Linked DNA regions of Homo sapiens: region 1 is linked to region 2. Evidence: chromatin contacts called from ENCODE Hi-C or POLR2A ChIA-PET data. All regions are on one chromosome and are shown on one strand. Each heading gives the region's core, a stretch centred on a gene start or an enhancer-like site at or near the end of the contact. The rest is flanking DNA. Distances are from core to core; before and after follow the strand shown. Region 1 has its middle 6.7 kb from the start of NLRP2. Region 2 holds the start of RPS9 (ribosomal protein S9).

Region 1 (4,708 bases), core at 503-3,002, 760 kb after region 2:
TGTTGAGATTACAGACCGTGAGCCACTGGGACGGACACCCCTACTCCTTTCTTCTTCTTCTTCTTTTTTTTTTTTTTTTTGAGATGGAGTCTCCCTTTGAAGCCCAGGCTGGAGTACAATGGTGCGATCTTAGCTCACTGCAGTTTCCTCCTCCCGGGTTCAAGTGATTCTCCTGCCTCAGCCTCCGGAGTAGCTGGGATTACAGGCACACACCACCACACCAGCTAATTTTTGTATTTTTAGCAGAGATGGGGTTTCACCATGTTGGCCAGGCTGGTCTCAAACTCCTGACCTCAGGTGATCCACCCACCTTGGCCTCCCAAACTGCTGGGATCACAGGCGTGAGCCACTGCACCCTACACTCTTATACTCCTTTCTGTAGCTCAGGCAGCTAGATGAGCTTCAATCATCTGGCCCTTCCTCCAGTCTCACATTTTTGTGGGACTCCTGTGCATACATAATTGAATCTGGTTTTTCTTCTGTCAAACTGTTTTGTGTCAATGTAATTCATAGCCCATCCAAAGAACCTAGGAGGGTGGAGGGAATCCATTTTCTCTCCTCCACACTGGAGGGCCATGGAGCCCAAGAGTTCAAGACTGGCCCGGTGTACAAAGTGAGACCCAGTCTCTATTTAAAAAAGATGGGGAGGGGGCCGGGCACGGTGTCTCACGCCTGTAATTCCAGCACTTTGGGAGGCCCAGGTGGGTGGATCACCTGAGGTCAGGAGTCCGAGACTAGCCTGGCCAAGGTGGTGAGACCGTGTCTTTACTAAAAATACAAAATTAGCTTGGTATGGTGGCAGGAGCCTGTAATCCCAGCTACTTGGAAGGCTAGGGCAGGAGAATCGCTTGGTTTGGGATTTTCTCCCTGAGGCACTTGCTATCTCCAGGATTATGGGTCTCAGGTGAAAGAAAGACAAAGAAGGAGAGAGAGACAGAGAGGGACAGGGAAAGAGAATTTCAGACTTATCTAACATTGACACTTAGGAGAAGTAGGGAGAAAGAGGTGGGAAAATAAAGTGGCTAGGTAAAAATGAACATGTCAGTAACAATAATAGCATTAACAATAACTAGTATTGCCGGGTGCAGTGGCTCACGCCTCTAATCCCAGCACTTTGGGACGCCGAGGTGGGCGAATCACAAGGTCAGGAGTTCAAGACCAGCCTGGCCAACATGGTGAAACCCTGTCTCTACTAAAAATACAAAAAGTTAGCTAGCTGGGCATAGTGGTGCATGCCTGTAATCCCAGCTACTCTGGAGGCTGAGGCAGGAGAATCGCTTGAACCCGGGAGGCAAAGGTTGCAGTGAGTCAAGATCAGGCCACTGCACTCCAGCCCAAGGGACAGAGTGAGACTCTGTCTCAAATAATAATAATAATAATAACTAGTGGCCAGGCACAGTGGCTCACGCCTGTAATCCCAGTGTAGCAGGACGAGCCACAGACAAAAACCTCTCAGACACCGAGTTGTAGAAGGAAGGGCTTTATTCAGCTGGGAGCATCGGCAAGCTACTGTCTTAAAATCCAAGCTCCTCGAGTGCACAGTTTCTGTCCCTTTTAAGGGCTCACAACACTAAAGACTGCGCATGAAAGGGTCATGATTGAGCAATCTAGGGGATACATAACAGGGGTTTCGTGCACTGCTGGTCAGAGAGAAAGAATAGGGCAGGGAGTTTCACAGTGTTCTTCTATACAATGCCTGGAATCTATGGATAACATCGGGTTCTAAGTCATGAGTTGATTTTTATCTACTAGGTTTACGCCAGGCAGGCCCAGGCCTGGTTTCGGGTCTGGTTTTGGGTCTGGTGCCTGGCGCCGGGCTACCTGCCTTTGGTTTCACTTCCTTGTTTTTTTCTTTTTCTTTTTTTTTTTTTTTGAGACAGAGTCTTGCTCTGTCGCTAAGGCTGGAGTGCAGTGGCACAATCTCGGCTCACTGCAAGCTCCGCCTCCTGGATTCAAGCAATTCTGCTGCCTCATCCTTCCGAGTAGCTGGGATTACAGGCGCACGCCACCATGCCCGGCTAATTTTTGTATTTTTAATAGAGACGGGGTTTCACCATGTTGGCCAGGCTGGTCTCAAACTCCTGACCTTGTGATCCACCCGCCTTGGCCTCCCAAAGTGCTGGGATTACAGGCGTGAGCCACCGTGCCCGGCCTCCTTGTTTTTTTTCTAAAACAAGTACTGAGTATAAAACAATATAAAACAATATGAGACGGTTTCTCTCTTCCCTCACCAGCACTTTGGGAGGCTGAGGCAGGTGGATCACAAGGTCAGAGTGGATAGCACTTTAGGAGGTTGAGGTGGGAGGATCCCTTGAGCCCAGGAGCTCAAGTCCAGCCTGGGCAACATAGCAAGACCCCCATTTCCAATTTTAGTGTATGTGCTGCCAAAGCAAATACTCTGAGACCCTGTTTCTACAAAAAATAAAAAAATTAAAATTAGTGCTTGGAAAAAAAAATTAGTGCTTGACCAGGAGGCAAGCACACCTCCTCATCCTCTCATGGATGTCTGTCTGTAGAAAGTAAATGGAGACAGCTTCATTTTACCCAACTGCTCCGTTTTAGGTCCGCTCCTGAGCTTCTGTTGTTCCCAGCCATGCAACCCTGGGAGCCGACTCCCGGCTGCAGAGCCTTGTCAGAAGCAGGCAATGTACACAGAGACCCAAGGCCTGGTGTAGACAGGCTTTCACAGACCTGGGCATTTTGTTGAATTGTTTTTGAATTGTGGTTTCTTATCAGTTCATCCGATACTCTGTTCTAACCACGTAGTTCCTCTTTTGGATCTCCAAACCCCTTTGCAGGTTCCATCTACCCGAACCAAACTCACTTATTCCAACAGAAGTCTGGTGTTTCTTGTTTTTTTTGTTTGTTTGTTTCTTTCGTTTTGTTTTTTGAGATGTTGTCTCCCTCTATCACCCAGGCTGGAGTGCAGTGGCGAGATCTCAGCTCACTGCAACCTCTGCTTCCCGGGTTCAAGCAATTCTCCTCCCTCAGCCTCCTGGGTAGCTGGGATTACAGGTGCCTGCCGCCACACCCAGCTAACTTTTGTATTTTTAGTAGAGACGGGATTTCACCATGTTGGCCAGGCTAGTCTCGAGCTCCTGACCTCAAGTGATCCACCCATCTCAGCCTCCCAAAGTGCTGGGATTACAGCCTTAAGCCACCGCGCTCAACCAGAAGTCTGTTTAAATCCATCCTTCTCCCCAGCCACCCATGAGTTATGTGACCTTGGGGTTGCTACTTAACATTTCAGTCTCAATTTCCTCAATAGAACAAAAGTTAGAAGAATTGTAACAAAAGATAGTTTTATTTTTATTTTTATTTTTATTTTTTGAGATGGAGTCTTGCTCTGTCACCTAGGCTGGAGTGCAGTGGTGTGATGGTGGCTCACTGCAAGCTCCGCCTCCCGGATTCACGCCATTCTCCTGCCTCAGCCTCCCAAGTAGCTGGGACTACAGGCACCCGCCACCGTGCCCAGCTAATTTTTTTAATTTTTAGTAGAGACGGGGTTTCACCGTGTTAGCCAGGATGGTCTCGATCTCCTGACCTCGTGATCCGCTTGCCTCGGCCTCCCAAAGTGCTGGGATTACAGGCGTGAGCCACCATGCCCAGCACAAAAGATAATTTCTTAATCCCATGCATTTGAGTCTTAAAAAAATATTCTATATAATTCCAAGGTCAAAGAAGAAATAACAAAGGGCATTTTTAAAAATGCTAGAACTGAGTGGTGGTGAAATTGCTGTTGAAATGTGTTTGTTGCACTGATGGAAATTTATAAATGTAAATATTTATATTAAAATATAAAATAATGGGCCAGGCATAGTGGCTCACACCTGTAATCTCAGTACTTTGGGAGGCCAAGGCGGGAGGGCCATGGAGCCCAGGAGTTCAAGACCGGCCCGGTGTACAAAGTGAGACCCAGTCTCTAGTTAAAAAAGAGGGGGAGTGGGCCAGGCACAGTGTCTCACGCCTGTAATTCCAGCACTTTGGGAGGCCAAAGCAGGTGGATCACCCGAGGTCAGGAGTCCAAGACCAGCCCGGCCAAGGTGGTGAAACCCCGTGTCTACTAAAAATACAAAATTAGCTTGGTATGGTGGCGGGAGCCTATAATCCCAGCTAGGGCAGGAGAATCACTTGAACCCGGGAGGCAGAGGTTGCAGTGAGCCAAGATCATGCCACTGCACTCCAGCCTGGGCAACAACAGAGAGACTTCATCTCTAAATAAATAAATAAATAAATAAAAGAAAATACAAATTTTTTAAAAAAGGTACTGTGGCTGGGCGTGGTGGTTCACACCTGTAATCCCAGCACTTTGGGAAGCCGAGGCAGGTGGATCTCAGATCAGGAGTTCAAGAAGAGCCTGGCCAGCATGGTGAAAACCTATCTGTACTAAAAATTAGCCTGGCATGGTGGCAGGTGCCTGTAGGAGGCTGAGGCAAGAGAATTGCTTGAGCCCCGGAGGCAGAGGTTGCAGTGAGCCGAGACCACACCACTGCACTCCAGCCTGGGCAACAGAGCGAGAGTCTGTCTCAAAAAGGAAACAAAAAAAAAAGTACCTCCAAATTATGGTAGGGTGTCCATATTAAGAAGGTAGAAAAAGGTCGGGGGAAGTGGATGCCTGTAATCCCAGAACTTTGGGAGGCTGAGGCGGGTGGATCACCTGAGGTCAGGAGTTCAAGAACAGCCTGGCCAAAAGGGTATGGTGAAACCC
Region 2 (4,944 bases), core at 32-2,531:
ACAGAGTGATTGAGAAACTTGTCGAAGGCACTGCAGCTGGCAAGTGGTGACGTGGCATTTGAATCCAGGCATCCGGATGGTGTGGATGCCGTGGAAGAGAAAGGGGCGGGTGGGACTGCTTCCTGAGGAGATAGTGACTGCCGAGGCAGCAGCGTAGGGAAGACAACTGAAGAACACGAGCTGTGGAGACAGACCATCGCATTCGGAGTGGAGAGATGGGTGTACAGACAGACAATAACCAGACTATATATAAAAAGAGAACTCTAGGTCAGGCGCGGTGGCTCACACCTGTAATCTTAGCACTTTGGGAGGCTGAGGCGGGTGGATCACTTGAGGTCAGGCGTTGGAGACCAGGAGTTCAAAACCCCGTCTCTACTAAAAATTTAAAAATTAGCCGGGCATGGTGGTGGGCGCCTGTAGTCCCAGCTTCTCGGGAGGCTGAGGCACGAGAATCGATTGAACCCGGGAAGCGGAGGTTGCAGTGAGCCGAGATCGCACCACTGCACTCCAGCCTGGGTGACGAGAGCGAAAAACTCCGTCTCAAAAATAAAATAAATTACTGATAATAGTACTAATACCCCTTAAGTGGCTATTGATAATAATAGTACCATGGGTGGGGGGGCAACTTCTCTGAGAGTGCTCTGTAAGTATGTATTGAAGATTGAGTAAATACATTTAAAATTCTTAGAACAGTATGTGGCACATAGCGTTCCAGAATGCCACATTATTGTTAGTGACAGAAATAATCTCGGCTGGGCGCGGTGGCTCACGCCTGTAATCCCAGCACTTTGGGGGGGCCACGGCGGGAGGCTCTCTCGAGGCCGGGAGTTCAAGACCAGCCTGGGCAACATGGCAAGACGCCGACTGTTAAAAAAAAAAAATGCTACCCGGGCGTCGTGGCGTGTGCCTGTAATCCCAGCTACTGGGGAGGAGGTGGGAGGATCGCTCGAGCCCGAGAGGTTGGTCGGGGCCTCAGTGAGCCGAAATCACGCCACTGCACTCCAGCCTGGGCGACGGAGCGAGACCCTGTCTCAGAAAGAAAAAGAAAAACCACCGTCCAGGGGCGGAGAAGGAAGGTTCTCCCTACTTCTCAGGTTTCCACTCCCTGGCCGGAAAAAACCTAGTCCTCCCAGGTTAGCACGCCGCTCTAGCCCAGCCTCACGTCTCCACTGCTTCTCAGCCAGCCAACGCCTCTTCTGATTGGCTCTGACGTGCGTGGTGCGTGAAAACGTCACGAGACGCCGGCGTTACTATAAGAGCGCAGCCGTGGCGCTTCCGCGCCTCTTTCTCAGTGACCGGGTGGTTTGCTTAGGTGAGGTGCGGTGGTGTGCTTTTTCTCTAGGGTTTGGGTTGGATGGTGGCCCGGGCCTTCCGAGTTTCCATGAGTAAGCTAAAGACGTTAGGAAACAGAGCAGGGTGGTTGAACGGGAGTGCAGCACGGTTGTGGGGGCAGATACTGACTATGAGAGCGTTGGAGGTTATTCTCGCGAGATCGGATCTGGGCTCCGCGAGGTTTTGGCGTAGTTGTGGGACTGCGCAGGCGCCGTTTGGATCCCTTACGCTCACACTTCTCTCCCGCGCAGGCGCAGACGGGGAAGCGGAGCCAACATGCCAGTGGCCCGGAGCTGGGTTTGTCGCAAAACTTATGTGACCCCGCGGAGACCCTTCGAGAAATCTCGTCTCGACCAAGAGCTGAAGCTGATCGGTGAGTGGCCAAGGCTTCCGGGAAGTGGTTCGGCTTCCGGGAGGCGGTTAGCACGTGGATGAAGGTGCCCATGTACTCTATCTAGTCCGTCCCCTAAATTTGGTACTATTCGTGGTTTAGGAAGGTTTTGTGATTCCAAAGCTGCCAGTCTAGTTGTTGTGCCAGTACGTGGGACTACACTTGTCCACCCCCTTCTCCCCACCAGGCGAGTATGGGCTCCGGAACAAACGTGAGGTCTGGAGGGTCAAATTTACCCTGGCCAAGATCCGCAAGGCCGCCCGGGAACTGCTGACGCTTGATGAGAAGGACCCACGGCGTCTGTTCGAAGGTGCGTATGGGAGTCCACAGCAGAGGGATGGGGTGCAGGGCTTGTGAGGTTCATTCTCCCTTCTGTTGCCTCTGTTCCAGTGATGAGAGTTGTGTCATTGGATAAATGGAACCAGCCTTCTAACTTTTAGTGGCACTTGTGGAGTAGGAAAAGTGTATCTGGATCAGTCTTTGCCCTGTTTCTTAGGTGTGTGGCTTTTTTGCCCAGTTATTGGACCTTCAGTTTAGTAATGACCAGAGCTAAAGATAGGCCTGGCACACCTGGGCACCCGTCTATATCTTTATATTCTGTTTATGTGGCCTGTTTGCTAGTGGATGAGAGTAGACTATGAAGTGGAATTTCTGGGCTAAGTGATGGTGATAACAGGGTTTGCACATTTGCTTGGTTTATTGTTTTTTTAATTAAGTTTTCTCGTTTTATTTAGTCTTTTGAGACGGAGTCTTGCTCTGTTGCCCAGGCTGGAGTGCCGTGGCGCCATTTCGGCTTACTGCAACCCCCGCCTCCTGGGTTCAAACAATTCTCCTATCTTAGCCTCCCAAGTAGCTGGGACTACAGACAGGCGCACGCCACCACACCTGGCTAATTTTACTTTTGAGACGGAGTCTCGCTCCATTGCCCATGCTGGAGTGTAGTTGTCGCAATCTTGGCTCACTGCAAACTCCGCCTCCAGAGTTCAAGCGATTCTCCTGTCTTAGCCTCCTAAGTAGCTGGAATCACAGGCATGGGCCACCAAGCCTGGCTAATTTTCTATTATTAGTGGAGATGGGTTTTCACCATGTTGTCCAGGCTGGTGCTTGTTTTTTTAAGCTGGTCAAGGACATTTAGGTGGTATTTAGCAAAGGCCTGAACAGGAGAGAACCTGTAAAATGTCTCAGGGAACAGCATTTCAGGTGATGACTTTAGGAGGGCATGCAGATCACATAGACTTAGGCTTACTTTACTAATTGTGGTGAAATACACATTAAATTGAAAATGTACCATCTTAACCATCTTGTTTTAAAATCTACTCTGAGATGCGGTGTTATTGGAGTGCTTTCTACAGCAGATTGGCATGACCAAGATTGGCATTTGTATATCCTGAGACGCTGCTTTTGCCTGAGTTTGGGTAGTCATGATTTATGGTGAAAAGCAGTCTCTACACCTGAGCCCTGACTGTTAGGCATGAGAGTGGTCATCCATGTTAGGCGTTGAGAAAGTCCTGGCGCATGTTTAGCTACAGATTATCACAGTTTGTCCCAGGCTTGCAGATGTTAGAAGCTTTTTCTTTAAATAGGCACAGGATCTTGCAGTGTTGACCAGGATGGTTTCCAACTCCTAACCTCAAGTGATCCATCCACCTCAGCTTTCCAAAGTGCTGGGGTTACAGGTGTAAGCCACCGCACCTGACCCTTTCATTCTTTTCGTCAATTTGTAGACCCCGTTGATAATCTCATGAAAGTGCTGGAGATCCCTCCCCCATAGATACTGATGCTGGGTGGGAATTCATCCCAGGGTTCTGTGGGGAGTGGGCTATAGCTGGTTCTGGTTTTAGGGAGGACTTTCTGGACATAGATCCTAATTGCAATGAAACTTACAGTCATGTGAGAAAGCGGTGCAGGTGTCTGAGGGTTATTTGTGGTTTTCCAAGGCAGAAGTGAAAATTCCCAAGGGGTACACAGTTGTTCAGGTGAGTACACTTTCTAGTAAATGAAGCCATCTAGCCTAGTCAGGGACAGGAAGGAGGAGCTTGGATGTTTGCTCTTTGGTGTAATCCTGCCTTGATTCAGATCCTGCCTTTCCCACTAAGATGTGTGACTAGCGAGATTCTGAGTCTCGTCTGTTAAGACTGAACAGCCGCCAACATTTGGCTGGCAGTTAATAATCAACAGATAGAGGCCAGGCGTGGTGGCTCATGCCTGTAATCCCAGCACTTTGGGAGACCGAGGTGGTCGGATCACTTGAGGTCAGGAGACCTCAAGTCAGAGACCAGCCTGGCCAACGTGGTGAAATTCCATCTCTACGAAAAATACAAAAATTAGCCGAGCATGGTGGTGTGCCTATAATCCCAGCTACTCGGGAGGCTGAGGCAGGAGAATTGATTGAACCTGGGAGACAGAGACTGCAGTGAGCCGAGATCCGCGGCACTGCACTGGGTGACAGCGAGACACAAAACAACACGAACTCCCCCCCCACCCCCCAGCACAACTGTGAAGAAATGTAGGAGTCATGTCCATTTTTCAGATCAGAAATGAAGGCATTGTAATACCTAACTGCCTTGTATGATGACAAGGACCTGTTTCCCACTGAGGTCCTCCCTGGTTTGCATTTTTAAAGCATTTTAAATTCTCTTGGTGCATTGGCCCAGTGGAGCCTCAGCAGTAGGACATGCTTTTGTTGAAGGTGTAAGGTTTATTGTGCTGTTGAAAACTATTGTCTTCATACTTAAAGGTTTTGCCTGTGGCTGACTCTCCTGTTCTTTTTCAGGAGATAGATGGTTCAATAAATGTGGGCCTGAGTGCAGTGGCTCATGCCTGTAATCCCAGCACTTTGGGAGGCAGAGGCAGGCGGATCACCCGAGGTCGGGAGTTTGAGACTAGCCTGACCAAAGTGGAGAAACCCCTTAGTCTCTACTGAAAAAATACAAAATTAGCGGGGCGTGGTGGCGCATGCCTTTAATCCCAGGCTGAGGCAGGAGAATCCCAGGAGGCGGAGTTTGCAGTGAGCCGAGATCACGCCATTGCACTCCAGCCTGGGCAACGAGAGCGAAACTCTGTCTCAAAAATGATAATAAATGTGAAACATTTTTTTAAAATCATGCCTTTGTTTTGCCTAATGGTGACGATCTCACTTTGTCTCCCGGGCTGGAGCACAGTGGCATGGTCGTGGCTCACTGCAGCCTGGACCTCCTGTGCTTAAGTGATCCTCCTCAGCT

Evidence for each region. Hi-C counts contacts between places; a loop is a spot of excess contacts on that map. ChIA-PET counts read pairs that join two places held with the same protein, here RNA polymerase II (POLR2A). Pooled maps may share reads with other maps.
Region 1: a loop to region 2 is called in a pooled map, with 3 times the contacts of the local background. The contact joins the enhancer-like site here to the promoter of RPS9 in region 2. A Hi-C loop is called at or near these places in 1 of 37 single-sample maps with no recorded cell type and 1 of 50 pooled maps. POLR2A ChIA-PET finds 5 or more read pairs at or near these places in 4 of 52 experiments (Caco-2, Panc1, activated CD4-positive, alpha-beta T cell and 1 more).

Annotation. Positions count from the first base shown.
Region 1 is chr19:54,957,284-54,961,991 of GRCh38, forward strand. It overlaps a transcript of NLRP7 not described here. Among named protein-coding and RNA genes, the nearest start is that of NLRP2, 6.7 kb to the right of the region's middle. Within about 2 kb of position 1,753, at least 4 of the 41 ENCODE cell types and tissues checked have a DNase peak (open chromatin) inside an H3K27ac peak, as active enhancers do.
Region 2 is chr19:54,199,577-54,204,520 of GRCh38, forward strand. RPS9 (ribosomal protein S9) reads left to right here and starts at 1,282. Exons shown (of 5, transcript NM_001013.4): 1 at 1,282-1,312; 2 at 1,584-1,705; 3 at 1,911-2,033. The coding sequence starts at 1,609. RefSeq lists an enhancer at 670-1,339 and a silencer at 1,102-1,595.